Regions from separate parts of the Mus musculus genome. Here all the other regions are linked to region 2. The links are chromatin loops, found by intact Hi-C in ENCODE. Cell type or tissue: left cerebral cortex. All regions are shown on one strand.

Evidence for each region. A loop is a pair of places that touch in the nucleus more often than their neighbours do. Peaks named below come from ENCODE experiments on the same cell type or tissue, not always from the same donor. Only the 100,000 strongest peaks of a DNase experiment are listed, where the experiment ranks them.
Region 1: it touches region 2 in a loop (2.6-fold over the local background); 17 of 42 quality-filtered maps call a loop at or near these places.
Region 3: a loop joins it to region 2, with 6 times the contacts of the local background. A loop is called at or near these places in 2 of 42 quality-filtered maps.
Region 4: a loop joins it to region 2, with 5 times the contacts of the local background. A loop is called at or near these places in 2 of 42 quality-filtered maps.
Region 5: it touches region 2 in a loop (4-fold over the local background); 18 of 42 quality-filtered maps call a loop at or near these places.
Region 6: a loop joins it to region 2, with 7 times the contacts of the local background. A loop is called at or near these places in 3 of 42 quality-filtered maps.
Region 7: a loop joins it to region 2, with 3 times the contacts of the local background. A loop is called at or near these places in 2 of 42 quality-filtered maps.

Annotation. Positions count from the first base shown.
Region 1 is chr10:108,522,607-108,526,606 of GRCm38, forward strand. All of the region lies in intron 9 of Syt1 (synaptotagmin I), which reads right to left. Among named protein-coding and RNA genes, the nearest start is that of Gm36601, 69 kb to the left of the region's middle. In left cerebral cortex, a CTCF peak has its summit at 2,281 (motif pointing left); DNase peaks (open chromatin) are centred at 2,185 and 3,106; H3K27ac peaks cover 851 bases.
Region 2 is chr10:108,454,510-108,458,509 of GRCm38, forward strand. It overlaps Gm36601 (a long non-coding RNA gene), which reads left to right and starts at 1,247. Exons shown (of 3, transcript XR_003949034.1): 1 at 1,247-1,287. In left cerebral cortex, CTCF peaks have their summits at 141 and 1,558; DNase peaks (open chromatin) are centred at 370, 1,595, 2,697 and 3,106; H3K27ac peaks cover 3,533 bases.
Region 3 is chr10:108,724,775-108,728,774 of GRCm38, forward strand. All of the region lies in intron 3 of Syt1 (synaptotagmin I), which reads right to left. Among named protein-coding and RNA genes, the nearest start is that of Gm5136, 27 kb to the left of the region's middle. In left cerebral cortex, a CTCF peak has its summit at 2,400 (motif pointing right); DNase peaks (open chromatin) are centred at 322, 703, 1,829 and 2,084; H3K27ac peaks cover 2,917 bases.
Region 4 is chr10:109,711,268-109,715,267 of GRCm38, forward strand. Nav3 (neuron navigator 3) reads right to left here. Exons shown (of 38, transcript NM_001368815.1): 28 at 2,966-3,140. Among named protein-coding and RNA genes, the nearest start is that of Gm40757, 120 kb to the left of the region's middle. In left cerebral cortex, a CTCF peak has its summit at 1,958 (motif pointing left); a DNase peak (open chromatin) is centred at 1,949; H3K27ac peaks cover 732 bases.
Region 5 is chr10:108,535,849-108,539,848 of GRCm38, forward strand. The region is part of intron 9 of Syt1 (synaptotagmin I); the gene reads right to left. Among named protein-coding and RNA genes, the nearest start is that of Gm36601, 82 kb to the left of the region's middle. In left cerebral cortex, a CTCF peak has its summit at 1,992 (motif pointing left); a DNase peak (open chromatin) is centred at 2,029; H3K27ac peaks cover 922 bases.
Region 6 is chr10:109,494,473-109,498,472 of GRCm38, forward strand. No RefSeq gene overlaps it. Among named protein-coding and RNA genes, the nearest start is that of Gm40757, 100 kb to the right of the region's middle. In left cerebral cortex, a CTCF peak has its summit at 1,886 (motif pointing left); a DNase peak (open chromatin) is centred at 1,878; H3K27ac peaks cover 680 bases.
Region 7 is chr10:109,698,475-109,702,474 of GRCm38, forward strand. The region is part of intron 32 of Nav3 (neuron navigator 3); the gene reads right to left. Among named protein-coding and RNA genes, the nearest start is that of Gm40757, 100 kb to the left of the region's middle. In left cerebral cortex, no CTCF peak of the experiment used is centred here; a DNase peak (open chromatin) is centred at 1,635; H3K27ac peaks cover 379 bases.

The sequences.
Region 1 (4,000 bases), 68 kb after region 2:
GAAAGGTTGCAGGACTAAAGAACGTGAGGAAAACATGGCTAGGATGGAATGAATTTTATAAGATGACGCAGCAAACATGGCTGCACATAAAATGGCTAAAGTACAGACTAGCCTTCAAACACAAGGCAACCAACAGAAGCAACAGATGACAGATGGGACATCAAAGTCTCCTCATAGGAGGAAAGCTGACGTGTCAGAAGAGGCCCTGATAACAGGACAGGGAGGACAGTAGCTTGTGATGAGATTTCATTAAAGAATCGTCACATCTACTGACTAAAAAGTACAGAGGAAATATTGATGACATGTGTTTAACATTGAAAACATGTCTGTGGTAGAAAACATGTCCCCGGCATTTAAGCAGACAAACCCAACAAAAACAAAACAAAGCAAAACCCAAACGCAAGCAGTAACAAAACAAACAAGCAAACCAAAAAACAAGTCATGTTGGAAGAAACAAACTATAGTGTGGCTTCAAGTGTTTCCCTTGTCATTAGGTCCTGGTTTTTCCTCCCAGCCCCATGCTCCCAGAAATAAGACTCGGACTCAAAATGTATTTACAAATACCTTGGCCATATAGCTAAGACTCTTCTCTGACTAGATCACAACTTAGATAACATGTTTATTTTAATCTACATTTTGTCACATGTCTGTTGCCTGTGCTTAGATACCATTCACCCATCTACTCACATCTTCCTGGGCAGATCTTCTGCACCTGGCTCTATCTCAGAATTCCTTCTCCTCCTGGATGTCCCACCTTTTATTTCCTCCTAAGCCATTGGCTTTTTAATTGACAGCTAATGTATCCATACAACACACAAGATATTCTCTCTATATGTTTCCACAACATCCAACATGAGAGCCATCTGCACCAAACATACGAAGACAGAGAGAGAGTCCATCACAGATCTTCAGCCAAGGATACTCTAGTTTGGGTCTCCTGAATTTCTGGGCACAGTGATCAGGACTCATGTCCTGGATGACCTTAGACTGCCTCTCCTGGAATTTTCTAGAAGGTGTGTAACCTATGAACGCAAACCCTTTGGGTGTTCTTAGAGGAAACAACTTCTCAGCTTGGAGATCCAGCTATTCTGAGTTAAACCTGAGAGGTTTGGGAAACACATCCATATATTAAAGAGTCTAAGACATAGAAGGAACTTCGTTTTGAAAATATTCTGTAAGCCAGTGTTTCTCAACTTGTAGGCTGGGGGTTGGGGCTTCCCCTCACACCCTCTCCTCATCTCTTTCTCTTCAGAAAAGGGCAGGTCTCCCATGGATCTCAACCAGCCAAGGCATATCAAGATGCAGAAAGACTAGGCACCTCCTCTCTTATTAAGGCTGGACAAGGCAACCCAGTAGGAGGAAAGGGTCCCAAAGACAGGCAACAGTCAGACAGCCCTGATCCCACTGTTAAGAGTTCGACAAGAAGTCCAAGCTGCACAGCTGTAACATATGCGCAGAGGGCCTAGGTCAGTCCCATCCTGGCTCCCTGGTTGGTAGTTCAGTCTCTGTGAGCCCCAATGGGCCCAGGTTAGTTGACTCTGTAGGTTTTCTTGTGGTGTCCCCGGCGCCCCTGGCTCCTACATTTCTTCTCTCCCACTCTTCCACAGGATCCCCCAGTCACTTACAGTCCTTATGATTACTCCATTTCCCAAAAAATGCATCTTTGAATTCTGCTTTGCCCGGTGGAATCTGAACGTGGCAAGACTCCAGGTTAATAGAAAGGAGAGAAATTCTAGAAGGTGTGCTAAAAATGAACATGTTTTCCTCCCCTTGGGGAACCAGGAACAATGTGACTAAGAAGGAAAGGAGTAAATGTCAACAGAGAGAAAGGAACCCCTGGTCCTTTGCAGTGGCTCAGCCCACCCCTTCAGCATCCCTCCAATTTACATAAGTGTCCTTTGTGTCTGTGTGAGATGCCTTCTAATTAGATTTTTGTGCCGTTGCTTCAGAATGGAGGAAGATGTGGCTGTCCACTCACATCTCGTCTCCTTTATGCGACTTTGAACTGGAAAAAAGAATTTTAATTCAAGACTGGCTTGCTTCTGTTTCCCTCCCTTCCCATTAGGCAGAAATGTGTGAGGAATGTGGATTGAAGGAGCAGCAGGGAACATTCCAGATAGCATTATATTTATCAGTCCTGAGAGACAGCCAGAAGCTGATGGGGGTGACACAGTGGGTGGCAGAGCAACTGACTTAGAGACAGTCAAAGGCAAAGAAGCAAGGTACCCAGGAGCCAGGATGCAGCATAGCAAGCAGCAATTATCTGGATTTGCTGCCCCCTTCAGGATTTTTTTTTTAAGGGGGGAAAAATAAAATAGGCCAAAGACTTAGGAAGTATGAGAGGACCAATGTGGCAAGGGTGTGTGTAACAAGAACCATGTGCGTATTTCTGCTTGCGATATTACCTCGACTAGGGCTCTGTGGTTCTCAAGTCTCTTTTCACAATTTGTCACTCCTATGAGTGTCTTATTGCATACATGCTTGGTTTTGGTTTTACATGCTTTCAACTGTATCTATGGCACCACAACCCTTGTGTATCTTATTATTTTTTCAAACTTAAAAATTGACGTCATATTCTAAATCTGCAACTTAACTCTCCATATTATAGTCTAGAGGTGTAGTATAACTTTGGTAATCCGATTGCTATTTAGGATGGATAAATACTCAAATTGTTCTGAGGATGGTATCTGGGTTGTTTCCAATTTCCTGCTGTCCGAGAAAACACAAGTGAAGAATATTCTGCTTATGCAAAGTTCCATATCTATGATAGTTACACACCAGTGGGATCCTGGGATGCAGGGTCTGTGTGTCACCAGCTTTTCTGAACACAATCACAAGCAGAAATCTGCAAGTGGTTCTTGCTACACACATCCTTGCCATGTTGGTACTCTCAGACTTCCTATGTAATAGCTACCTCTGACCACAGAATAGGAACAGAGAGAGGCAGGAGCTCACAGCATGCTGCGGTGTGTCCTTTACGTCTCCTTTGGCCGAGGTGGGGAGACGGGTGCTGATGACATTCTGACTGTTTTATGCACCAACTGTTTCATTAGAAAAACCCGAGCCGCTCTGGAGTCAGCATCGGTTGCAGTTATGAGCCGCTGCAGGTCGACAGCACAGCATCTTCCATATTCAGTAGCGCGGCAGCTGATGCTGCAGAAGTCTGCTTGGATATGTAATTGAGTCTCATTATCTGGAACTTCTGCATCAGGCATTCAGCTCCTATAGCCAATATGATCATACTTGCCCTACTTCTGGTGATGTGGGCTTGCCATATCCCTGGTGGATTCATAGGCACAGGTTACTTGTGTGTGTGTGTGTGTCGGGGGGGGGGGGGTGGAGAGTGTGGGAAGGGGGGGGGGGAGAAAGCAAAGTAGGTTAATGGGCCTTTGCAGAAAACTTTCATTGGAGGGTTTTTGTTTGTTTGTGTTTTTCTTAGCGAATGCAGGCTTCCTTCTTACTGCACCTTACTTCTTCAACTTCCTAGTTTCCTGACATAATCTCTGTGATGGGTCGTGTGCAGAAATAAATTTTTAGTCAAAGAACGATTAGGAGTGTAGTTCCCTGAGTTCAATTCCCTGCACTAAAAATCTGAAATTGTTAGTCCACACAGCAGGGAGAAAGGCAGAACTTACTATTGATTTTATATATTTATTCAAAATGAGTAAAGTAGCCAGTGGCAAAGGTTTGTGCTAGATGTTGGCTTTTGAGGCACCAATGACATTGGTATGTCTATCTGTAATTATCTGCTCTAGCTTCATATTGTTGTATCTTGAGGAATTCTGAAAACCACTGTCTCCACAGAGTCTGAACTAGTTAAATGGTGATATGGTCCCATATTTTAAAAATTATTTCATATTTTATATGAGATATTTCATAATATCTCATATTTTATAATTATCCCTTCCATGTTGATTCTAACATGTCTCCACTACTGAATGCTGGTCCATAAATGTTATCTACTAGGCTCCGATCAAGTCTCAGAGCCATTGGCACCAGT
Region 2 (4,000 bases):
GGACCTCTGGAAGAGCAGTCAGTGCCTTTAACTGCTGAGCCATCTCTCCAGCCCCTACCTCACACATTTTGATCTACTGCTTACCATGGTTTGACCATGTCTGCCGATAAATTCTTATTTATTTGTGAAACGGGAGATCAGTCAGTTGTACTAACCCTGCCTTTTAGGTACTTGTACTTACGTTCCTGAAGGGAAAATTAATTGTTTACACATCATCTGTGGACTATGACCTACCCAAGGAAAGAGTCTACAGTGTGACATTTTGAAACGAATTTGCATCCACAGCGTGGGCCAAGCCGGCAGCTGCAATACCGTGCAGTTTCGCAGGTTGCAGGAACCTCCCGCTTTCGGATTCTCGCACAGGCTGTAGTTCCAAGTTCTGCCGCCCACACAGCTCCTTGAGGAAAGGTCATCCTTGAAGCTCCAACAAACATTTCTTTTAGAGCTAAGGAATTTAGACCTCTGCTTTTAAGGCTGTTTTGATAGAAGAGCTTGAGGCCTAAAGAGGGACAGAAGCCTGAGGAGGGTGGAGATAAGGGGTTTTATCTCAGGCCGGCAAAAGATAAATTTGGCTAAGTTTCTAGTTTCTTGGCGTTGAAGCTTTCTAAATGCGTTCAGTGAAACACCAGGTGCACACCAGAGCTCACCCTCAAACTCTTGCAGGCTACAGAGGGAACGGGAACACTGTTTCCAATAGTCACACCTTGGAGCTGGTTTGAAACAGTTGGAGGCCTCCGCTGTGACCACAGTAGTGGTTCTGCGCTTTAGAAATGCAGCTTGCCTGTGGCCGGCCGGCTTGTAGCCCCACGATCTCAAGGCAGCCACATTCAAAGTCAGGTTAAAATATTTCCGGGCTTTCCTGGAAGGGATCATGAATTCACTTCTGCACCTGATCAGGAAGCCGGGCCAGCTGGACAGTGCTGAGATCTTGATTTGCTATTATCCCTGGCTATTGGCAGCCTTGTGATGGATCGTTTTCCCTGGGCCAGGGTCAAGATAGGCTAGTGAAAAACATTCTCTCGCCCCCCACCCCTTTTTTTCTTTTCAGAAAAGGGCATTGCTGCCCCTGCTTGCTGCCATGGCCGAATCTCATCCAGGCATAGGAAATCATTTGCTTGTAATTATTTCGTTTCTAGGTCTGACCGGAATGAACTTTGTGTTTTGTGGTTGTGAATTCTTTAAACGCATGGCTTAGTAACTACTGTCAGGGTTGAAATACCTAACAGAATGTCTTTAAGCCGTTTTAAGCCGATGGAAATAAGAAAAGGAAGCTTGGAAAGAGAGCAGGTAAATTATAAAAAAGATTGGACCCTGGCTTCATACTTAATTTTTAGAGATTTTACTTCCTACCTAAATAAGAATCCAATAGCCTTGGACAGTGTACTCTCTCTCTCTCTCTCTCTCTCTCTCTCTCTCTGTTGTGTGTGTGTGTGTGTGTGTGTGTGTGTGTGTTTAATAGATGACCATTCTCATATAGTTTGGTAGATTTTTCTCAGTGTTCACTCAGGAAACACACTGATGTTGGATTTTTAAACCTACCTTCCATGTTTTTCCACAGAGTGGAGCTATAACTGCATTAAGATGACACCGACAGGTTTGTAAAGATGAAAGATGGAGTAAATGATACTGAGAATTGACCAGGAGTTTCTGTTTATCAATTGTCTGGAGAAAGGAAATAAGTCATTAGGTTTAGTCTGAAGATCTGGGTGCTGAAATCATGCTGGAAGATCTTAATCCACTAGGACTGAAAGACCAATGGCCCGTGGCCTGGCCCGTGACGCGTCATTCCTTTACTTTGGGATACATTCTTATCACAGAGTGGTTTGAAATATTCCCTTCAAAGAGATAAGCTGTTTGTTTTGGGAAAATTGTGCCTTCCAGGTGAGCCATGTCTAACACCTGGCATTTAGTATTTCTGAAGAGGAGGTCCTATTACTTGATAAGCATTTAGTAAAGTAGGTTTTGTGCCAGGAACTGGTCCCGAACACGTGGACAGAGCATAGGATGACGTGGACAGCATAGGATAGATGACTCTGGCCATAAGGAGCTTTTACTTTAGTGGAAGGAGACAGATAGTTAAAGTGCAGCTGGGGGAGGGAGGGAGGGAGGGAAGTCATGGAGAACAGGGGTTAGACTCAGCATAGAGGAAACAAGGCCAGGAGGCTGGGGCTGTGTTAGGGAAGCTACTGAAAGGAGGCATGGTTGGAAAGACAGGGAGACTGGGCCCCTGGAGGCTCTGTGGCCTTGAAGAAGGCATGCTGCTGTCGTTGCTGGGTGTTTTGTGCAGGAAGGATGAGGCCTAACACAATTAGAAAAAGGACTTGTCTGTTGGGTAGAGAGAGAAGGGCAAGCAATCGTGGTGGCTGGCAGATGTGTAGTGACCTTAAAATCAGCAGGAACAGTGAAGATGACACGATGGCTTTAGAGACACTACAGCCAAGGCTATGGGGAGCTTCAGTGGTCAGGCTCTAGACTCTGAAAGGCAGAGAGCACCAAGGGGTCTTGTTGTCCTTTTGTGTGTATGTGCTCATGTGTGCATATGTGTGGGTTTAGGTGCGCATGCGCATATGCTGGACATAGCATCTCTCTTCAGTTGCTCTCCACTTTAGTCTTTTCAGTAAATGTTTGTTAAAATTCTTAAGAGAATTTCATATCAGCCATTTTGATCATTTTCCTTTCTTCTCCCTCAACTCTTCCCAGATCCACCACCTCCCCACCCACCCAACAGTTGGCTTTCTATTTCTCTCTCTTTTTCTTGTTTCTTTTTAAAGCCTTTTCTGGATTACTCAAATACCTTTGTATCTTGGACCAACCCTTAGAGCATGGTTAGTCTACCAGAGTTCATACCCTAAAGAAAACTCTCTCTCTCTCTCTCTCTCTCTCTCTCTCTCTCAGAAGGTAGCAATCCCAGTAGCAAATCCCCATCCCCTGATTATAATCTGGGACTTTGTCTGCCTTGAGCTTCCACAGGTCTTATGCACACCATCACAATGAGTGGTAGCACACATGCAGCAGCACTGTTGTGTTTAGGAACTACTGTTTCCTGATGGTCACCCCATCTCTGTCTCTTAAATCTTTCAGTCCTCTCATCCTGTCCTTGATGATCCCTTGGGGGCCTTGGGGGCAGGGGTGTGAGATTGATGTTCCATTTGAGGAAGAACTCTTTTCAGTGTCTTATTCTCTCTTGAAGTCTTGCTGCAAGAAGCAGCTTTTGGGGCTGGAGAGATGGCTCAGAGGTTAGGAGCACTGACTGCTGTTCCAGAAGTCCTGAGTTCAATTCCCAGCAACCACATGGTGCCTCACAACCATCTGTAATAGAATCTGATATCCTCTTCTGGCATGTCTAAAGATAGAGACAGTGTACTCATATAAATAAAATAAACATTTAAGATGAAGGAGAAGAAGGAGAAGGAGGAGAAGGAGGAGAAGGAAGAGGAGGAGGAGGAGGAGGAGAAGGAGAAGGAGAAGGAGAAGGAGGAGGAGGAGGAGGAGGAGGTTTTCTGATGAGGATTGACTAGTACTTAACTATAGCTATCAATATAAGAAGCGTATCTTTTTATGTATGTATATATGTATGTATACTATATATGCATATATTTTAGGAAGCTTCTACAGTCCTAGGTTTTCATATAAATTCTTTGAAAGACCTTTAGAATTAATTATTCCTCCTCATACTCATCCTACTACCTAGCCTTCCTACACCCTGCTCCATTTAACCCTTCCTGTTCCATTACTCCTCTTTATGTCTTTATATCACTACATTTTATCTCCCCTCCTTGACAGCCTCTCCCCTATTGTTCTTTAATAGTTTCCTGGTCTCTATGAATTTTTCAAATGAACCACACATTTGGGTCTGAAGACCCAAAGCTGACATTGACATGTGAGATCAAATGTGATATTTGACTACAGAGTTATTCTCCTATCTGTTTAAAAGAACAAGCAAGTCTGCTAGTGATATCTGTTGAGAACTTTTATGTGATGGTTCACTCCATACTACATA
Region 3 (4,000 bases), 270 kb after region 2:
GAATGCCAGGACCAAGAAGTGGGGAGTGAGTAGGAAGAGGAGCAGGTTGGGAGGAGGGTATAGGGGACTTTTGGGATAGCATTTGAAATGTGAATGAAGAAAATATCTAATAAAAAATACTGATTCCCTTTCCTCTGGATATATGCCAAACAGTTGGACTTCAGGATAAAGGGAGACTGATCCTCGAGTGTTCCCAAAGCTGCAACGCACGACCTCCCAGTCTTCCCACTGTTATGCCCAATGACTTTTAAGAAAAGCTATTTTGGGTGTAGTTCCTGGGCTCTGTCCAATGTATTTATTTGAATTCATCACAGGAATATTGCCACTTGAATGCACTTCCATAGTTATATAAAACCAGCCAGATGGCAGCTCCTTGAGGTTTGAGATACCTTGTGCTGTGAGGGGGTGAGGGAAAAAAAACCCAATAAAACCCTAAAAGCAATTATAAACAAAATAATGTTTAGAAGGGAAATATTTTTCTTGTATCTAATTAGCAAAACACTCAGAAGGGATTTGTAATGAACACGACTGTTAAGTAATGTTTTGGTGAGGCCAGACTAGATAATCTTTTAAAGATGAAAACGAATAATATTTACATTCAATGCCTTCAGGAATCAGTATAAGCTCCGAATGAACAGGCCTGTGGTATCTTTTCACATGATCATTTATGTCTTTTGCACAGGCTGAGAAAAACGTGAGGTTGACAGTCACTAATTATTCATTTGTAAGGAAAGAGGATCTTAGTTCTTAGTTGTCCACTGCCTAGAATAGAACAACCTGTAGCTTCAAGAGAAATCTGGTAGAAAGTACTTGCAGCTGATAGGTGAGAAACCAGGGGCTGAGGGTCTCAGTCCAACCTGACTTCTGATTGGATATTTAACCCACGAGGGATCATTCAGCTATTCAGAGATATTCACAGCTACTGTGACAGACAACCCAAAATTATTTCATTTTTCTTGAATGAAAAGTTGTGGAAGTTTTCTTTCTTTTCTATACCCAGGAATGGTAATGAATTCATGTTAATCCCAATCTTTACACACACACACACGCACACACACATGCATAGGCACACACACACACACACACACACACACACACACACACACACACGTACACACACATGCATAGGCACACACACACATACACACACACACATACACACACACACATACACACACACATATACACACATACACACACATGCACACACACACACATACACACACATGCACACACACGCATACACATGCGCACACACACACACACACACACACACACACACACACACACACATATTTACATTTCAAATGTTATCCCCCTTCCTGGTTTCCCCTCCAAAAACCCCCATCCTATAACTCCTGACCCCTGCTTCTATGAGGGTGATTCCCTACCCACCCACACACTCCTGTCTCGTGCCCTAGCATTCCCTTACCCTGGGTCATCGAGCCTTCATAGGACCAAGGGCCTCCCATCCCACTGATACCAGACAAGGCCATCCTCTGCTACATATGCAGCTGGAGCCATGGGTCCCTCCATGTGTAGTCTTTGGTTGGTGGAACTCCCCTGGGAGCTCTGGGGGTGGGGGTCTGGTTGGTTGATATTGTTGTTCTTCCTATGGGGTTGCAAACCCCTTCACCTCCTTCAGTCCTTTCTCTAACTCCTCCATTGGGGTTCCTATGTCTTACTAAAAGAAAGTCCCAAATAATGAAGAAATCGAAGTTAGGTTTCTCACATTCTTGATTTTCGGTAAGAAAAAAATGCAGAGTAATAGTTCATGTGCAGAAGGCATAATTAAAATGCAAACACGTGGGATGTGAAGATAGCAAGAGGAACTTTTAATGTCTATAATTGACTCACTGAATTCTAAGCTAAAAATTGTTCTTAGAAGAGAAGAAAAATCAGGGAATTTCAGAAAATTTCTTGCAAGAAAACTTGAGGGAATAGTTAGAAGATTTGAGTATAGGGAGATTCCTGCCCAGAAGGAAAACTCTGTGTTTTCAGGGGAGATGGCAGCGATTGCCTGACCTTGGTAAGTAAAGAAAGACGATGTAATAACAACACTGCTGCAACAGCAACACATACTCCAAGGACAAAAATGATGCAAGACAGAACACACCACTACCTCATGTGCATGGGATTGCATTCATACTTACGTTGACCCAAATGGCAAAGACTGTAGAGAGGCAGGCACATCCCTTGCATTTAAAAAAAAATGCTTATTAATGGAAACCCAGGACCTCCTTAAAGGGATAGATACATGTAGTTAGCTTCTCTTTTACAAGCCTAATCACTAAAATAATAAGTGACTTGGTGAGATGGAGTCAGCATGCAATCATGAGCTTTTTAAAACTTTCATTTATCATTATGTATACAGATCTGCAGGTATGTACACATGAGTGCAGGTGCATGTGGAGGCCAGAAGAGGACAGCATATCCCCTAGAACTGAAGGTACAGGGAGTTATAAGCTGCCTGACATAGGTGCTGGGAACCAAACTTGGGTCCTCTGTAAGAACAATATGCATTCTTAACTGCTGAGCCAACCATCCTAACTCCAAACATGGATCTTTTAGATCAGTTTTATTTAATGTTGTTTGACATACTTAGCCTATGCTGTGTGTAAACAGTTGCTACTATAATTTTTTTAATGATTTATTAAAATTTACATATACAAGTATGCTTGTGTATGTATGCACATATGTGGGTAAACATGCATTAGTGTGCACATATGGAGGCCAGAGTTCAGGTTTGATTCTTTTTCACAGAAGTTGTCCACCTTACTTTTTATGGCAAGAATTTTTCTAGAACTTGGTGGTTAGTCCAGGCTTACTCTGGAGTTTCACACAGCCCCACCTCCTCAGGGCTGGTATTACAAGTGTGCATCCCCTTCTTGGCTTACATGGTACTAGAATTTGAACACTAACTAACTAACTAACTAACTAACTAACTAACTAACTAACTAACTAACTAACTAACTAACGGGGATCTCTCTTCAGCCTAAATTTATTTAACACCGTAACAGGCTACTGCTCCTTATGCATCTGAATTTTATCTCTAGTAAGGATGTCAGCTGATGAGAGATCCAGATCACTCCTTTATCAGTACAAAGCTGTAGCCAACATGGAATGTGACCATTTGTTTTGCTGGCCACTTTGAGGAAATTTTACTTCAAGTGGCTATCGGAAGGGTGGGATGGTGGTTCTGTAAAATATGACCCTAGAATCATCCGCATATACATTAAATCTTAAAAGTGTGCCATGGAAGTGGAGACTTCATCATTCAGAACAGGATTTCCTAAAAACATCCGATCCAGATAATTTAAAATATCCATTTATAGGTGAAGAGTAAACAAAGAGGCATTTAATTTCCTTTCGGTATCCCTCCAACAACTATAATCTGTCATTTAAGTAAGCTGCTGTTTATAAATATGCAAGGTTGACTTGTGGTGAGCACATTCCATATATATCTATATATGTATATAGATATATATACTACAATAAAATATATTATCTATCTATCTATATAATAAAATATATATTATATAATTAATATGTATATAGATATATATTATAATAAAAGGCCACTAAGGTATAACTTACACTTTTACACCTGTGCTTCTATGCTTAGATAGAATTGTTTAAGTGGAAAAATGAATTAAAATGGATTTTTACAATTCTACCTAATTCTTCCTAGCTCAAAAATTGGACATATTAGGGTGATTTTTTTTCTCAAAGCTGTGTCTCCAGAATACACATTTAAGTTGAGCATCTGGTGATGATGTCAGACAAAAGTTATCCAAATGCCCACATTCATCTACTTGCGTTACAATCTCTCTAACAATAGGCTGCCTAGGTGAGGGCCACACAGCTGGGGACAGGGGACACCAGCTCAGTACCACTGTTCTCATACCAGCTTCTCTCATGAGTGCATTGCTCAATCCAGGCTTTGAAAGTTTAAACAACTCATCTTATGCTCCTTCTCTAGTAAAGGTATAAAGCCACA
Region 4 (4,000 bases), 1.3 Mb after region 2:
TTTTTGTCTTATTGACGGTGTCTTAATTTAACAAACTTCCGGGGTGATATTGTCAATCTTTTTCTCTTTTTCCAGTCTCTTAAGAATAAAATGTTGTAGAATTATTGCTAATTATTCTTTAGCAATAAAAAGGATAAATAAAGGACTTTATAATCTATGATGTCTTTTAGAATGACTGGAATAGAATGAAATTCTCAAAGGATATAAATTATTGGCATTTGAAGAAACAGCAGTGTTCATCAACTTGAGCTGGTAGTTATAGAATGCACATATATATCGAATTATCCCATATAAATACTAGCTTCATAAAACTGTTTCTTAAATTTACTTGTTCCAAGTTTTGGCGGTTTAGAGGAGCACACCATTGGTTTCTCATATTTAAACTTCTTATAACTCATAACTAAAGCTCCTCTTCAGTCTCTTGCTCAGCTACTCATAAATATTCATAAATATCAAGTAAACACTTTGAATAAAAAGGAAGTAATCTGAATATTGAGATGCATATCAAAGTAGAAAAAATAAACTTCTTTTCTTCTCTGGATGTATGTCCTCAACAAAGTGGTTTCAGGATGTGCTGGAAATGAATGGGGCAGTGAAATAGAGAGAGTCTGACAGGAGAAAGTCCTAGATTGATAGAGCTTCCTTCAGGAGGTGGCACTGGGCATAAGACCAAAGAGTGACAAGCTCTAGGCAAGCAAAAGGCCAGGAAAAATTGGTTCAGTCAACAACCACCACCACAACAACAAAAATAGTGGAAAGGCCATATTTTAAGATCTGGCTATGATGTTGGCATAATGGCACATGCCTGTAATCCCAGCATGTGTGAAGAAGAGACAGGGAAATTGGGAAGGCGAGGTAAAACATAGTGAATTCAGGTTATCTGTTTGGGCTCGTGGGATACCTACATAAACACTTGAGACTAAAGCCACACCTACTAAAATGAATCAGGAAGTTCTAAGAATGTGCTCATGACAGAGAGAAGGGAAAGACCAAGGAGAGAGTACAGAGTCCTCTGCAATGATGCTGAGTAGGTAGCTGTCCTTCCAATCAGATGTACCTCGGTTGCTGTTCCCACATGCCTGTCATTCCGCTCCATGACATACTAGCTCTGAAAAGCTTAAAATACAAAAACTTCTCCTGACAACATGGAGTAAGCCCACACCGTTAAACAAATGAGCAATGGCGTTGGCTTTATAGAGATAGATAATTAAGGCAAAACTTAGTAAAACCTCCAGCCAGTGAGTGATCCATCCAGATCTGGGCTTGAAAACCTCTTCTTCCGCTTGCTGGATACGTTATTTATGTTGACAGATATGACTACAGTCATGTTCCTAAGACTTGGTTTACTCCTGTGTAAAATGGGGTGGAAACTACCTACCTTGGGAGACTACCGAAAGAATGTCTTTAAAAACACCATTTTACATGGTTCATAAGTTTTGCTATCTATAATATTACTTCTTTCTCTATGTGCTCAATATTAAAACCCTCCTCTTTGCAGTAGGATAGCGTCTCTCACTCCATGTCCTTCCATATCACCCGAGGTAACAATTCTCAGGAGAATACAATCTCAAGTCATGAAGTCTCTGTAATTTCTTTAGTGGAACAATAAGCTACTGTCCCAAATGGTTAAAAGCATTGTTTGTCTGAATAATTGGAACTGTTCATTGTTTTTCTGGATAGATCGTGAAGGAAAGTACTTTTATTGTACTTCTTCTATAACATGAAAGGCTGTCAAAACAGAATTTTAAGTATTCTGACTTTATTTGAAGATGCAATTTAATAAAATTATAATCAATTTTAGAGTATTTAATATCGCTTTTTTTTTAATATTCCTTCTCACCCTCTTATCCTTGTGCATCTTGGTGCGATTTGGGGGAAATGGTTAGGTATCTTGTTTCTGACAGTGTTGTCTAGCTACCCAGGAATGTGTATAACATTGGTTTCCGGTGTCCTCTGGTGGTTGTGCTATGCAATTACCGCAGATACCATGTAAACAAGTCCTAAAGGAAATTTTATGTCGATGATTGAATGTCCCAGGAAGAGTTGTACCTTATAATTGAGTTACACCTCAGATATGAAGATGAAATTATGTCATATGATTCTACTTGAAATCAGATCAGAAGTGTACCCCTGTCCTATCATTTGTATGCTGACTACAACGAGAGAATCCAGCGTTTTTTTTTTTTTTTTTTTTTTTTCTTTTTTCCCTTTGTTGAAAATTTAATAGAGCTACAGAATGGTTGATACAGCAGCTCTCTGGCTGACATCGTGAAGGCTAGTGCAGTCAAATTTAGAAATTGGCTCTGTACAAGGAAAACTCTATTAACTGGCACGGAGTTATTATTGTTATATTCATGAACACCAGTCACCACAGAGAGTATTTATTCCCATTCATCCTATTCATAATCAGAAGTACTTCACTGTGATTTTTTTTGAACACTGATAAGAAAACTATGTCTCTAAGATTCTGTATTAGAGAATGTTGGTGTATAACTATTAAAAAAAGTCCCAGAACTTGGGAGGCAGAGGCAGGTACAGCATTGAGTATTCAAGTTTAGATGGCCTATATAGCTAGTTCCAGGCCACACCCTGTCTCCCCAGAACTATTGAGCTAAATAAACAAACAAAATAAATGACTTTCTAGGATACATTTTAGCTATATCTGAGCACTGGTGAGAGGATTTTGAAGACAGGTAAGGTTTTCCTGATCTCAGGATGCCCTCTAGTAGCCATTAGGGGAGTAAAGAATAAACTTGTGGGGATCTGAACAAATACATGTCACACTCACAACACACATGCACACACATGCGCACACACACACACATACACACACAGAGGCACGCAGGCACACACACACACACACACAGGCACACAAGCACACAGGTATGCATGTAGGCACACATGCATGAATGCACGCACGCGCGCGCGTGCATCCACCCACCCATGCACATGCGCACTGACTTACCTGAGGTAACAGACTCTGTGATGTTCAGGTTGTTGAGTGAAAGCCCTAAGGACTGGCGTGAAGAAGAAGAAGAGGCTGTGCTTGAGGAATCAGAAGGGGGCCTGGCAGGTTTAGCTGTGTTTCCAGTCTCTGCCTTCAGCCGATCATTTTCAGCCTTCAATATTTCAATTTCGTTCTACCGTGAAGAAGTAAAACGTAAAAAGCATTTGAGAAAATGACAAAAAAATTTTTTTTTATCAGACTTAATTTGTACGCTTGTTAAATACTACGGTAAAATGTCAAACAAAATAAATTATGAAAACACGATTCCAAAGAAGAGAACCCGTTCCCCATTTCACCTGCATAACTTACTACATTTTCCGACACAGACGCAATTACTAATGTCATTACTTGTAGTACCGGGTATCAAACCAGGGCCTCACACATACAAGGCAAGTGTTTGACACTAAGCTACATTGTCCCATACTGTTGTTAAAATGTACTTTAACTAAGTTTTAAGGTTAAGGATATAGCCCAATATTTGAGAGATTGGCTTGGAAGGTCCTGAATTCAATTCTTAGCATTGCCAAAAAAAAAAAAAAAAAAAAAGGAGGGGCGCTGAAGAGATAGCCGAGCAGTTAAATAAGAGTAGTTTAGATTGGAGATGGAGGCAGGGAGATCCCTGGGCGTTCCTGGCCTATCGGTTAGCTGTAAGCTAAGGAGAGATCCTACCTCAAGGGACTAGGCAGAGAGGGTTGGAGAACACTTGACCTTCTGACCTATCTGCAGGACACTGCTGCACACAGGTGTGCATATACATTCGCACAGACAGACACAAACTACATTTTAAAAGAATGTAACTGGATAGTTCCTAAAATTTTTCTGTTTTGATTTTTTAAAACAATTTATCTGTGCATATGTGCTTACATACATGTGGGTTTATGCTCCTGAGCGCAATGCTTCTAGAATTCAAAGGAGGTGTCAGATCCCATGTAAGCTCCTGTATTTTCAGGAGTTTGTCAGCCACAACCCTTTTTCTTTTTCTTTATTATTACT
Region 5 (4,000 bases), 81 kb after region 2:
TTCAGGGCTCATGACTGACGTTATGGTCAATAAATGAACAATGTTAATTCCTCCACAGACCAACAGGAGATATTAGGAGATGGCTACGCATCCAGAGTAAGGAAACAAAAGAAAGTTTTAAGAGATCTACCCTCTTTTCAGTTTTCTTTCATTTTCTTTATCAATGCAAATTCGAATGTTTTCATCTCTGTGGGATTCTTTCCTCCCCACATTCCACAAGGCCAGGGAAAGTCGCTGGAGCTCCAAGAGCCTCTCCTGCTACCATATTAGGAAGGAAAATGTGTAGCAGACACCCAGGGCCAAGTCGAGATAATCTACAGGGAATGTCTGTGCCTTCAAGCCAAATGAGTGCAGAAAGATGATCAAGGCAGCAAGAGAAATAATAAAACTGAACCTTGGCTTTAGCCTATGGCCCAGTTAGTGATCCCACGCTAATAAGGATGTTCTGGAAATTTCTATATCTCTTTGCCATTCAGGCACAAGAATTTAGGTATGTCTAAATGTGGATTAAAGTCCCTCTGGTTTAAAAGTAGATCAAAAAGAAATTATAGATCTTTGCTCTATTAAGAACATAAAACCTTTTTGTATGGTTGCATGCCTCATAAATCTACCTGCAATGAATAATTGATTCTACAATGAATACATTCATTTCAGGATTTTTTTTTCCTCCAGTGCTAGGCATTGAACCCAGGGCCTCACACCTCTTCAGCAAGAGGTCTACTGCTGAGCTCTGTTTGGTTCCTGGATTTTGAAAAGGTTGTGCTAACAGCCCGGCAGTTACCAGGAAACTTTCTGGTGACATTGTTTCTGCAACAAGTGAAACTGGGTAAGATTAATTACATGTTCCTTTCTCATGCATGGCAGTTCATCTATCACATCCCTGGCGAGAAATAAGTTTTTAATTAATACACGCACCAAATCAATAGATGTTTGAACATGGCAACTCTGGACTCAGAGCGAGGCACAAAATGGGGGTTTTACAGCGAAGGCCGAGCAATTATCTAGCGGATGAGATAGACTACTGAGGGCCTAACTGCCCACCTTATTAAGACGGTAATGACTACACCTGAGAGCGGGACTCTGTGATGATGAGAAATGTGACCTTGCGGCCACGTTCTGTACATTTTAAAGGAGGCAGAGGTAAAAACTGAGATCAGAGAACAGAGGTTTCATAAATCAGGACAACCAATGACGGGAGCACGGGCGAGTGCATAATTGTAGACCGAGGACAAAGCAAAGAATTTAAAGCTATTACAAAGTAATTTGTGTGCCTTAACTCTCTGGGAAATTATAATTATCAGAGAAATAATAGGTCCACACTCCAACTGCTTCTGGCCTTGTAACAGGGACAAAAAAAAAAAAAAAAAAAAGCAAGAAAGAGAGAAGGAAAGAAAGTGTGTATGTGTCTCTGTGTCTTGTGTCAGTCAGTCTGTCTGCTAAATTTGGAGCTGTAGGGTCAAATTCAACAAGTGAGCCAAAATCAAATATCTTTGTATGTTTATATATCATAATTTACAAACCAAGTTTTTCTGGCCATTATCTTTTTTGGACCCTTCGTAGAATTTCTGAAGAAGATTCCGTATTCCCTAATCTGTCAGAGGGTTTGGCTGAGTCTCCTTGTTAAGTCTCATCGAGGGTGTGGATTGGCTCTGGAGTTCTTGTTTTCCCAGTCAGCCTGTACTGCTGACCCTCCTCATAACCTTCCTCAAGACCCTTCTGAAGCCATATCAGTTGATGTACGAGAGGGCTCCTTCTGTCCTCTGCAGTAAGACTTAGGAACAGCCTCACAGCTCATTCCTTTGCTTGTTTGGCTTTCGTGTTCGTGCAATTTCGGGGTTTGGAATAGTTGCGGGGCTCATGGAGGGCGGGGGACCTCAGGCTTGTTCTGCCTTTTGGCTTTAGAATGCCAAACTGCAGGTCAGGATGGCTGGATGGCTCCCGTGAGCAGGGCTCAGGAAGGGTGCTCAATCCCTGGCTGCTACTGCCACCTCCTGTTGAAAATGGCTCATCTTGAACTGTCTTTCTGTACCTATGCTTTGAACTCAAGTATCCTAGGCCAGGCTCAAAGGATGTCAGCCAGGAGAATATTCCCATGTCTTAAGAGTTTCTGGAATCAACGACTATTCGAAGGCAGTGTGAACTGGACCGAGGCTCAGATACCATTGTTTGTAGGGGAAGGGGCCAGTAGGAGGAGGTCACGATCACGTAGTTATGTGGCTGGGGGAGGAAAAGAAGAACATAACATGTGTCCACGCATCCACTTGGAGACTGCTAAACAGAGAGCAAGCACTTCTGCTCTGAGTGTAAGAATCGTAGACAATCAGGTCTTCTCACATTAGGGAGAGGCACTGGAGGAGCTTGCATCTACTTTGAATATAAATAAATAAATAAATAAATAAAACAACTGTGCTGTCGATAGAGAGAAGCTACCAGACGTGAGGTCTACTGTCTCGATGGCAGTGTTCTGCAAAGACGATAGACTCTCCTCAGGCTCACGTTTCCAATTCTGAGAGTGTGGGTGGGGAGCCATCTTGCTATGTCAAATGAGGGTCAGTAGCGTAAAACTCAAGTTTCCTGTCTCTTTCCAGCTTCTCAGGCCTCTGGACTGGTCTGGAAGTGGGACACAGCGTAGTGAGACTGCCACTTGGTGCTGAAGAGCCACAGTGGGGAAGGGGGGCGTTGTGTCCCATCTCTTCCATTGAACCCCCTCTGTGTTTGGTGATTTTTTTTCCTCAAAACCATCAGAGTTGTCCTTTTTTTTTTTTTTAAATGAATGTATTTTCCTCTTAAGATAACTCCTGATGTTAAATTTAACTTTGTTTCTCTATTAGTGGGGGAAGTACACGGAAAGTAGTGAGCCACAAGTCCGAATCACCTCAAGGGGAATTCCAGAGATAAATCCAGAGAAAACAGTGAGTCATGGCCAAGTTACAGAAGAATACAAATCACCTGACTGCTTGTCAGGGCCTGTGGAAAGCCCCACTGCAGGTCAGTTCAGCTAACAGTCACCCGTTGTTCCCTATGAAGAAGGTATTATCATCCTTTTTTCAGCAGCTGGGGACACTAAGTCTCAGGGCCAGCAACTCATCCCTCAAGGTCAGCGGTTCTCAACCTTCTTAACGCTGCAGCCCTTTAATACAGTTCCTTATGTTCCTTACATGGTGACCCCCAACCATAGAAGCATGTTTGTGGCTGCTTCGTAACTGCAGTTTTGCTACTGTTATGAACTGTGATGTTAATATCTGTGTTTTCTGGCTATCTAAGGCAACCATCACAAAAAGTGTTTGGCTTCTCCAAAGGGGTCGTGACCCACAGTGTTCTAGGTGTTTCTGACTTCCACAGCCATGCACATATACCTCTGTACCATAATACATGGCAGAGTCACAAAGATAAAAGTGTTCTACATGCACCTACACATGCCTACATGCACCTACATGTGCAGGCCACTCTCCAGCACTTTAACAGGCTAGTATGCATTCTTCTTTACCCATCTTTAGAGTCCCCTCACTGTCGAGTTCGTGGTAGGCAGGCATCTTCTAGAGGAGGGCAGGGAGAACTGGAGTTTTAAGTATGATTCTGACTCTGAAGCCAATGCAAACTCATGAAAACGATGAAACCAAACTTGGTGAGATTTACCCGGACACTGAGTCTTTTCAACATGTCTGTTTCTTCCATCATGGGGACAGGGCATGAGAAAGACTGTGCGTGACCACAGCACCAGAATGGGTTCTCATATTATCACGTTGGTCCTAGGAAAACCCTTTAGATGCAAGTTCCATCTCATTTCAGCTGCTGCCAAATCGGCCAAGCATGGACAGTGCCTTTGGATGCTTCAAGAATGCACAGGGCATTCTAAGTTTCTGGGCTAATATCCACTTATCAGTGAGTGCATATCATGTGCGTTCTTTTGTGATTGGGTTACCTCACTCAGGATATCCTCCAATCCATCCATTTTCCTAAGAATTTCATAAATTCATTGTTTTGAATAGCTGAGTAGTAC
Region 6 (4,000 bases), 1.0 Mb after region 2:
ACTTTAAAAGGGATTTTTAAAGGCTATCTCCAGTGTTTCTTCTTTTATTGAATTTTTCCATTTCTGAGTCCTAGTATTTTCACTGTTTTGCTTTGTTATGCCTTAATGAATCTGCAATATGCCAAGAACTTCTCTCATGAAGCTGATTATATTTTTAAAGAATCTATAGGTACATATTCCTGTTCCTATCTACCTATTGCTGTGAAGAAACACCATGACCATGATAACTCTTATAAAGAAAAACATTTCACTGGGGCTGGCTTACAGCTCAGGGATTTAACCTTTTATTGTCATGGCATGGTAGCATGCAGGCAGACATGGTGCTAGAGAAGTAGCTAAGAGTTCTATTCCAGATTGGCAGCAGCAGAATGAGAATGACACTGGACATAGTTTGATCTTCTGAAATCTCAAATCCCACCCCTAGTTGTTCCTCTAACAAGGCCACACCTGTCCCAACAAGGCTACTCCTTCTAATAGTGCCACACCCTATGGGCCCCATGGGGTTTGTTTTCTTTTAAACCACCACACCATCTATTTTGCAAAGACACACAGAAAGATCTGCTTAAAACCACAGAAATATTAGGAACTAGTGTCATGACTTTCATCCTATGTCCTTGACTTCAGAGCCTACTGTCATTCCCATTCTACCTTTAACAAATTCTGTTGCCAATTGTCAATTCAGTTGATCTTGACAACAATAGTATTCACTCACTGAAATCAAGTACTTCTTAATTGTCTTTGTCTCCCAAGCAGTAAGGACCTATGGGTCATAGTGCATAGACACATTTTAACGGAACTGGTTGGTGGCAGTGCTATAACAATAACTGTAGAAGAATACATATTTTATATCACAATGGAGTACTCATATGTCTACCTGTGCACAAGTGGCCAGCCTATTTGTCAACATCAGATCAAATAAAATAACCCAAACTCTGCATTTTGAATTAAAATGTCTCTATGATATGAATCATTTTTCTTTCCAGATGTGAAAATGGGACAAGGAAAGAAAAGATTTTATTAGACTGGAAAATAAAGAGTTTCTCAGAGCATGAAACTGTATGTATTCTAAAACCTGTCAGAACAAAATCTTTCATATTTCCATGAAAATCTTTATTTTCCTCTTTTTACTTCCAGTACATTGATTTCATTAAAAACAATTAATCCCTCCATGTAAATAATATACATTTGTGTATTAGTATATTAAATCTATAGTTTGTCTGGCATGTAGGGGAGATTTAAGGTGTCATTCCAATTTCTTTGACCATCATTCACCTAAGTAGATGGTGTTTTAGTCTAAATGGTTCTGCTAGATTTGCTTCATAGGCAGTGATGTGATCTCCTCACTGGTTTCTCTTCATGCTCACACCAGGAAACTACGCTGTTCATTTTTATGTGTCTCAGAAGCAACCCTTAGCACCCCTATTATTATCCATCGTCTGCAGTTCATTTCATTTGTATCTTATAGAAAATAATTTGTCAACAGTTACTGAATATTCTTCCACTTTGGAAATATTTTCAAAGTCCTATAAAATTGCATCTAAAAATAAAAATTAAAAACAGAGGTCATTTCTTTCTCTGATCTTTTAAAAGAACTCCGAGAATTATATTCGCTCACTTCAAATCCCTGGATTCATTGCTGTTAATTAGAGGCCTTGCTCTATGAGTAGCAGTAGACTGCTGTTCTGTTCACTGTAGTATGGATTATTTGTCTCTGATTACACAAGTCTTGTTTCGTTAGAACTGGGGTATATGTCCTCCACAAAAAAGAACCATAACATTAGATGTGTCAGAGACAAGTCTGCATAGCCTGCATCGCCTACATCGCCTTTCTCACAAACACTAACTAGACCAGAACCTTCTAAACACAGAATGCAGTGCTGCCATCTGGGGGATAAAACTTTAACAATGCATTTTCTGTCAGCTGAAACAGAGGGCAGGATTCCAGGAGTCAGAAGACTCCAGAAGCAATAGGACTGTTTGTAAGGTGCAGTATGAAAGCCTATACAAGACTGTGGGTCATTTCAACAAATTAACACCCACACACACATACACCCACACACACACGCGCGCGCGTGCACGCATGCACGCACGAACGCACGTACGTACATAGACCTTACTTTCCAAATAGGGTTCTGTCATGATGACAGATCACTTTTCTTTTATTGTTGACTGTTTATTTCCTTTAAGTTAGGATATCAGCTTAAAAAAAATTCCAGCGCACTCCTTTACCATTGAGAGTCATTGTGAAAAGGCAAAATGGACTATCTGATATCTCTACAATCTTCACTGGCAAAGGAGCTGTTAGCAATACAGTAAGGGTCACAAGTCTCTCATTTGGAACAGTATATCTTTCATTTTCTCTGCAAAATCCAGTTTCCATCAATACAACCTAAGTGTTTCCCTTCCTTATAACAGCATTTCACCCAGTCTGGCAGAAGAAAAACAGACATACAAGTGAGTCAACACCAGCATGGGGATGGAGATTCTAATATACACATTCCTTTGGTGGAAGGCAAATAAATAAGACATTACGGTGGAAAAGCAAGTAGAACCAATTGATTTTTGTTCTTTCTTTAGAGTTCAGTGTATTCCTTTAGTCTTTTTTTTTTTTTTTTTTTTTTTTTTTTTACATTTCTTTCACAATGCACAGAAGGAAGTTGGAGAAAGAATAGTCGATAAGTAAATATCACTGTAAGGCATGAAATCCTATTCACATTAATTTGACCTCTGCTTAGTAAAGCAACAAATCACTGTGTTATTTGGGAGATAGAAAGAAGCCAGAGCTTTCCAAAATAATCAATAACATGTGGACAAGTAGTTTTTAGGATGAGTACTTTTCTTTGCTGCTAATTTAATACACTTGCTGTAATGCAAATAATAACATCCCTTTTCTTGTTTAATGCTAGGAATCCAACCCAGATCCTTGAGCTTCTGTGGCCTCTACCACTGAGCTATATCCACAGCCCTTAGTTATTGAAGACTGATAGTATCTTATGTAGATAGGCGAAGCTGGCCTTGAATTTGCTATGTAGCACAGGGTAGGCTTGAACTCAGGTTCGCATGAATCTCTCAATTCTATCTTCTACAGGAGTGCCATCATACCTGGCATCATTCATTTATGGACCTATCTATCACTGTTACAACCTTTTTATTCTAAAAGATTTAATAATTTTATTATATAAGCTAGAATGAAGTCATCGTGACTTGCACTGAAATTTGGAAGTCCCAAATACCCTCTAAAAAAATGGAATCCCCAAGTGCCTTATCCCAAGGTGTAGGAAACAGCCAAGGTTTCTTGGTGTCCATCTAATCAAGTGTTTGTCTCTGACTGGCCAACCTAATACAGAGCACAATGAGGGACCAGAAAGAAACATTAGACAACACAACTATGTAAAAAGAAGAAAAGACAAAAGAGTAGACTGAAGTCATTGGCACTGCCCAAGAGTAAGCCCTTATGTCAAGCAACATGAAGTCTCTTGAATATATAATCGGGAATATAAATCCTTGGCCACAATCCTATGAATGTGTGCCTTGCCTTTCAGTGTGTTTTTATAGGATTCTTATCTCCATGGTCTCAGAAGAAACAGATTTTGAAGAACACTACTCAATTGGAAGCTGCGGAGTGTTGGCAGGCTCTTTCCTGGTGCAAGTTCACAAAGAGTAGGCCATGGAAGACTTGTTGAAGCCTGGCCCACAGTATGTTTAGCAATCCTGTGCCATGACAAACATTTAGTAGGCCCCTGGGTTCTAGTTACATCCATTCTGGCTGCAGACAAATAAAAAGTTCTCAACACTATGTCTCCTTTTAGCCTGGAAACTCTGATCTTTTGTTTACTTTCTTTTTGTGCTCTTTCAATCACCCTCTTGCCCGATTTAATAGTGACTCCCTTAAGGAGAAATAAAACAATTGGCTTCAGTAGAAAGGCAGCATCCGTAATCTAATGTATCCCAGTTGGCTGGCTCCCCTTGTCTGGTAGTCTTAATGGCTTTGTCCAGTCTT
Region 7 (4,000 bases), 1.2 Mb after region 2:
GGAGAATATATTGTTCAAAGACAAATTCTAAGTGTGAGCTTTGTGAAAAAGACACAGAGGGACATAACGTAAAGGGAAATTTACAGTCTGAAATGATTGGTGAGATAACACAACCTCTCCTGTTGACCACATAGACATATGCAGCGTTCACAGAAAGGAAATGTAGAATTGGGGTTTTGTCGTGCAGAAAGGAGATGAGCCAAGAGAACCCTGAGATTGTTGAAGCCAAGGGACACTGTCATGCTGAACAGGAGAAGTGTTGTGTTTTGGGTTTAGTGCAGAAAGCAACAAAAACCACTGGAGAATTATAATTGAGGCAGATTTTAATTATGAAGAGAGTTTCTATTTCCCATGATGTGAACAGATAGAACGAAGGGGGGCTTTAGGGGAGCTGTGAGGCACAAAGTCAGAAACAAAACAGTTGTGGGAGTTTAAGAAGGCAGGAAGATGAATGGGGTAGAGGTGGATGGAGCAGGATTGTCTTCTGATGCCTTTCAGGGCCACATCTGTCATTTCTACATATAATTTGATCTGGAACACATCTGTAGGTTGGAAGGGCACTCTCTGACTGGGGAGAGTGGACATGGCCAATGGTGCTCAGTGGGGAAAGAGAAAGACATAGAGAAAGACAGAGGGAAAGGGAGAGAGAGAGGGAGAGGGAGAGGGGGAGGAGGAGGGGGAGGGAGAGAGGAAGGGGGAGGGGGAGGGGGGAGGGAGGGGGAAGAGGGAGAGGAGAAAGGGAGAGGGAGAGGGAGAGGGAGGAGAAAGGGAGAGGGGGAGAGGGAGAGGAGAATGGGAGAGAGGGAGAGGGAGAGGAGAGAGAATGTTGGGAATATTTAATTTACAGTTAGGTGAAGTTGAGCAAGCAATGGAACTAACCAAGAAAGATCTGACCAGAGAAGTAGGAAGGAAAGAAAAAATAATCAGAATCATTGGAACAATTTTTTTCAGAAAACAATTTTTTTTTTATATTGGCATAGTATATGCAAGGAAGCAAGAGAATTCAGACCAGAAGAACATTTAAAAGGTATATAATGCAGTGCTGGAAATAGGACAAAGCCATGGGCCACTCATCTGTGCTAATACAGGTTTTTGTTTCTTTCTTTCTTTCTTTCTATCTATCTATCTATCTATCTATCTATCTATCTATCTATCTATCTATCTATCTATTTATTTTCAAGAAAGGATTTCTCCCTGTAACCCTGGTTGGCCTGGAACTTTCTCTGTAGAACAGAGATCCACTTGCCTCTGCCTAGAGCACACCAGCACCTGGGCCACCAGTGCACAGCACAAATAGAGATTTTTACAGGCCCTCTGGAAAGCACTTTGTGATTCTCAGTCCAATTTATGGGATACAACTCTTAGGTGGATGGACTGATGAAGTTGTATTAAGCATTTGCCATTCTTACTGAGGTAGGTAAATGAGAGCAATGCCTGAAGCCAGATAGACCTGGCACTGAGATGACTCCCCATCTAGACCATGAGACTGTGGCAGCACTACCACTCTATAGAGATTGAATCCTGGTTTTCTTGGATCTCGACTCTAGACACATTACAAAGGACTCTGCCAAGGCCAGTTTTCTGATCTTTTTTTACCTAACCTTCCAAGTGGCTTCAGCTGGCCACATACTCTTTTCTAAATCCATTTCCACCCTTCTGGGTCTGTTATATCAAATGCCACAAAGTGTAATTGTTTGTGTGCTCGGCTCTCAATCACAATATTCCAGCTGGCAGCTTGAGGGAGGGCTTGAAGTGTGGGAAGAGGAACAGAATGTAAAATGAAGAGGTACCCAAAAACACGAGGAGACAGTTTGCTTTTTTTTTCCCTTTGATGGATTATTGTTTGATATTGTTTATTTTTTTTTCTTTTTGAGTAATTGATTGCTGGCCACATGTCCTCTGCGTTGTAATGCCATAGCATAAAACCAAGCAGCAATTATATGGCTCTCTATTTTTTTATAGCAAAAGACTTATTATTTTATGCCTCATTAGCAATTTCTTTTAGAAAGTTCTATATTCCTTATTGCTACCCATAGCACAATCTTCACTTGATATTCCTTCTTCATTTACATCACCCTCCCACGTAAAACCTCTCCTCTAAACAACTCCCTAAATGACTTTGTGTATTTGCTTTAAACTTCAAAATAATAAGGCATATTCTCTTGTCCGACTTCTGCAAGCATCCTGAATGACAGATCATTCATCCGTGAAAAACTGAGGGAGAAAAATCAACATCTTTCACTTGAATTTTGCGTTTTCTAGATTAGTGCTCCGTCATTTATTTAAGAGTTTCTTCCCATCACTACTTCCTAGAATCATGTTCTACTTAAATACTCCTGAAAAATCCCACCCCTGACCACTTAGCTGTAAGAAAATATGAACTGATCTCATAATGCCTTTGCACTTCTGAAAGCAAAAAGAGCATTAAAATATGTAGGTAGAAATTTAATGACCATTATTAAAAATTTCTCCAAGTACTATTTAAAAAAATAATTGAAACTGAAAAGATTATATATAAACACATAGATCTTTCAAAGGAGAACATTTCATTACAGATATTGACCAACTATATTTTACATTGTCAAAATGCATCCCATTTAATTTTAGAGTTGGTAAATTTGATTCCAATCATATACAAAATACTCCCACACTTCATCAAAATGCTTTTATCTCCTCTTCTGAATCCTTTCTCCTTATTTTCTAACCACTTCCCCCCTACCCACCTTTGTTTTATTTTTCAAAAACAAAGAACTTGTGTGGACTTCTGGCATGTCAACATTGAGGAAAAGCCAAAGAGAGCATAGGGTGTACCCAAGAGACCTCTGGGTCCTTTTATCTTTTGGCTGGAAAGGAAAGTGCAGCAACTACAAGGCTTTCATGTGAAGATATAAAGAAGGAAGATCACAGGAGACATTAAACATGCAGATAGGAACAAATGAGCAACCATCTCCTTCTCCTTCAGCTCAGAGAAGACTCAGGTTTTCCAGCTCAGTTTCTACGTCACTCAGCAGAGCAGCAATAAAAAGTGAGGTAACCACAATTCGAATAATGCTGAATTCCAAGAAAATATCCAGGATTTAAAGGCTGTGTGTGTTTGAATGTTTGAGTTTAAGACACCCCATTGTACTGTATGTATAATTTGGGAATAATTTTGAAACAAAGTTTATGTGTGTTGTTGGGGAGAGGGTACGTACTTGTGCACAAAATCTTCATTGGAAAAAGGGCTATAATTAATAATTAATAAGTATACTTTAGGTATGTGTGCTAACATATATATGCCTAGTGTCATAACCCAAATAAAACAAAACAAAAAAAAAGAAACCCACACAGATTTTCTTTGACTTCTTACCACAGCCCCACAATTTTCTTCACTTTAAAGTTTCGAAATCAAAATGAAGGTATAAAGGAATTCAGTAATAGATCCTAATCCCCCCAGTACTTAATGAACCGTCTGAGATGGCTCTGTTCATTTAGTTCCACGTTTGGGGTATTTGAAGAACCCAATGACTTTGAGAGCAGTGGTGGTACTTCTGCAAATGTGCAAATCTCAGATATTATGTTCTATGACTCCTCAAAGGCTTCACTCATTATGCAGTTAAATGCTAATGGGCAGGCTTCAAGGAACTGACTCTATCCAGGGACTGCTAATACCATCAACTGATGCATCTGCTGAGGTGTTGATACCAGGTGGGAGACTCAAAGGGAGGCTCTGATGGAAGAGTGTCCTTGAGACATCTCTTTAAAGCATAGCCCTATGATTCTGAAAACATCCCTTTTCTTTCTCTCTGACTTCTAGTTACCATGCTGGACATCTCCATTTCACTATGTCCTCTGGTGTCTGTGATGTTCTACACCACCATTTCACCAATGGGCCCAGATGACCACGGACTGAGCTCTCAAGAAAGTGTAGGAAAGAATAACTCTTCCCTTGCTCTAAGTTTCTCACGGCTGTTTCATTACATACAGTGACAATAATTGACCAACACACAGAAAGGCTTGT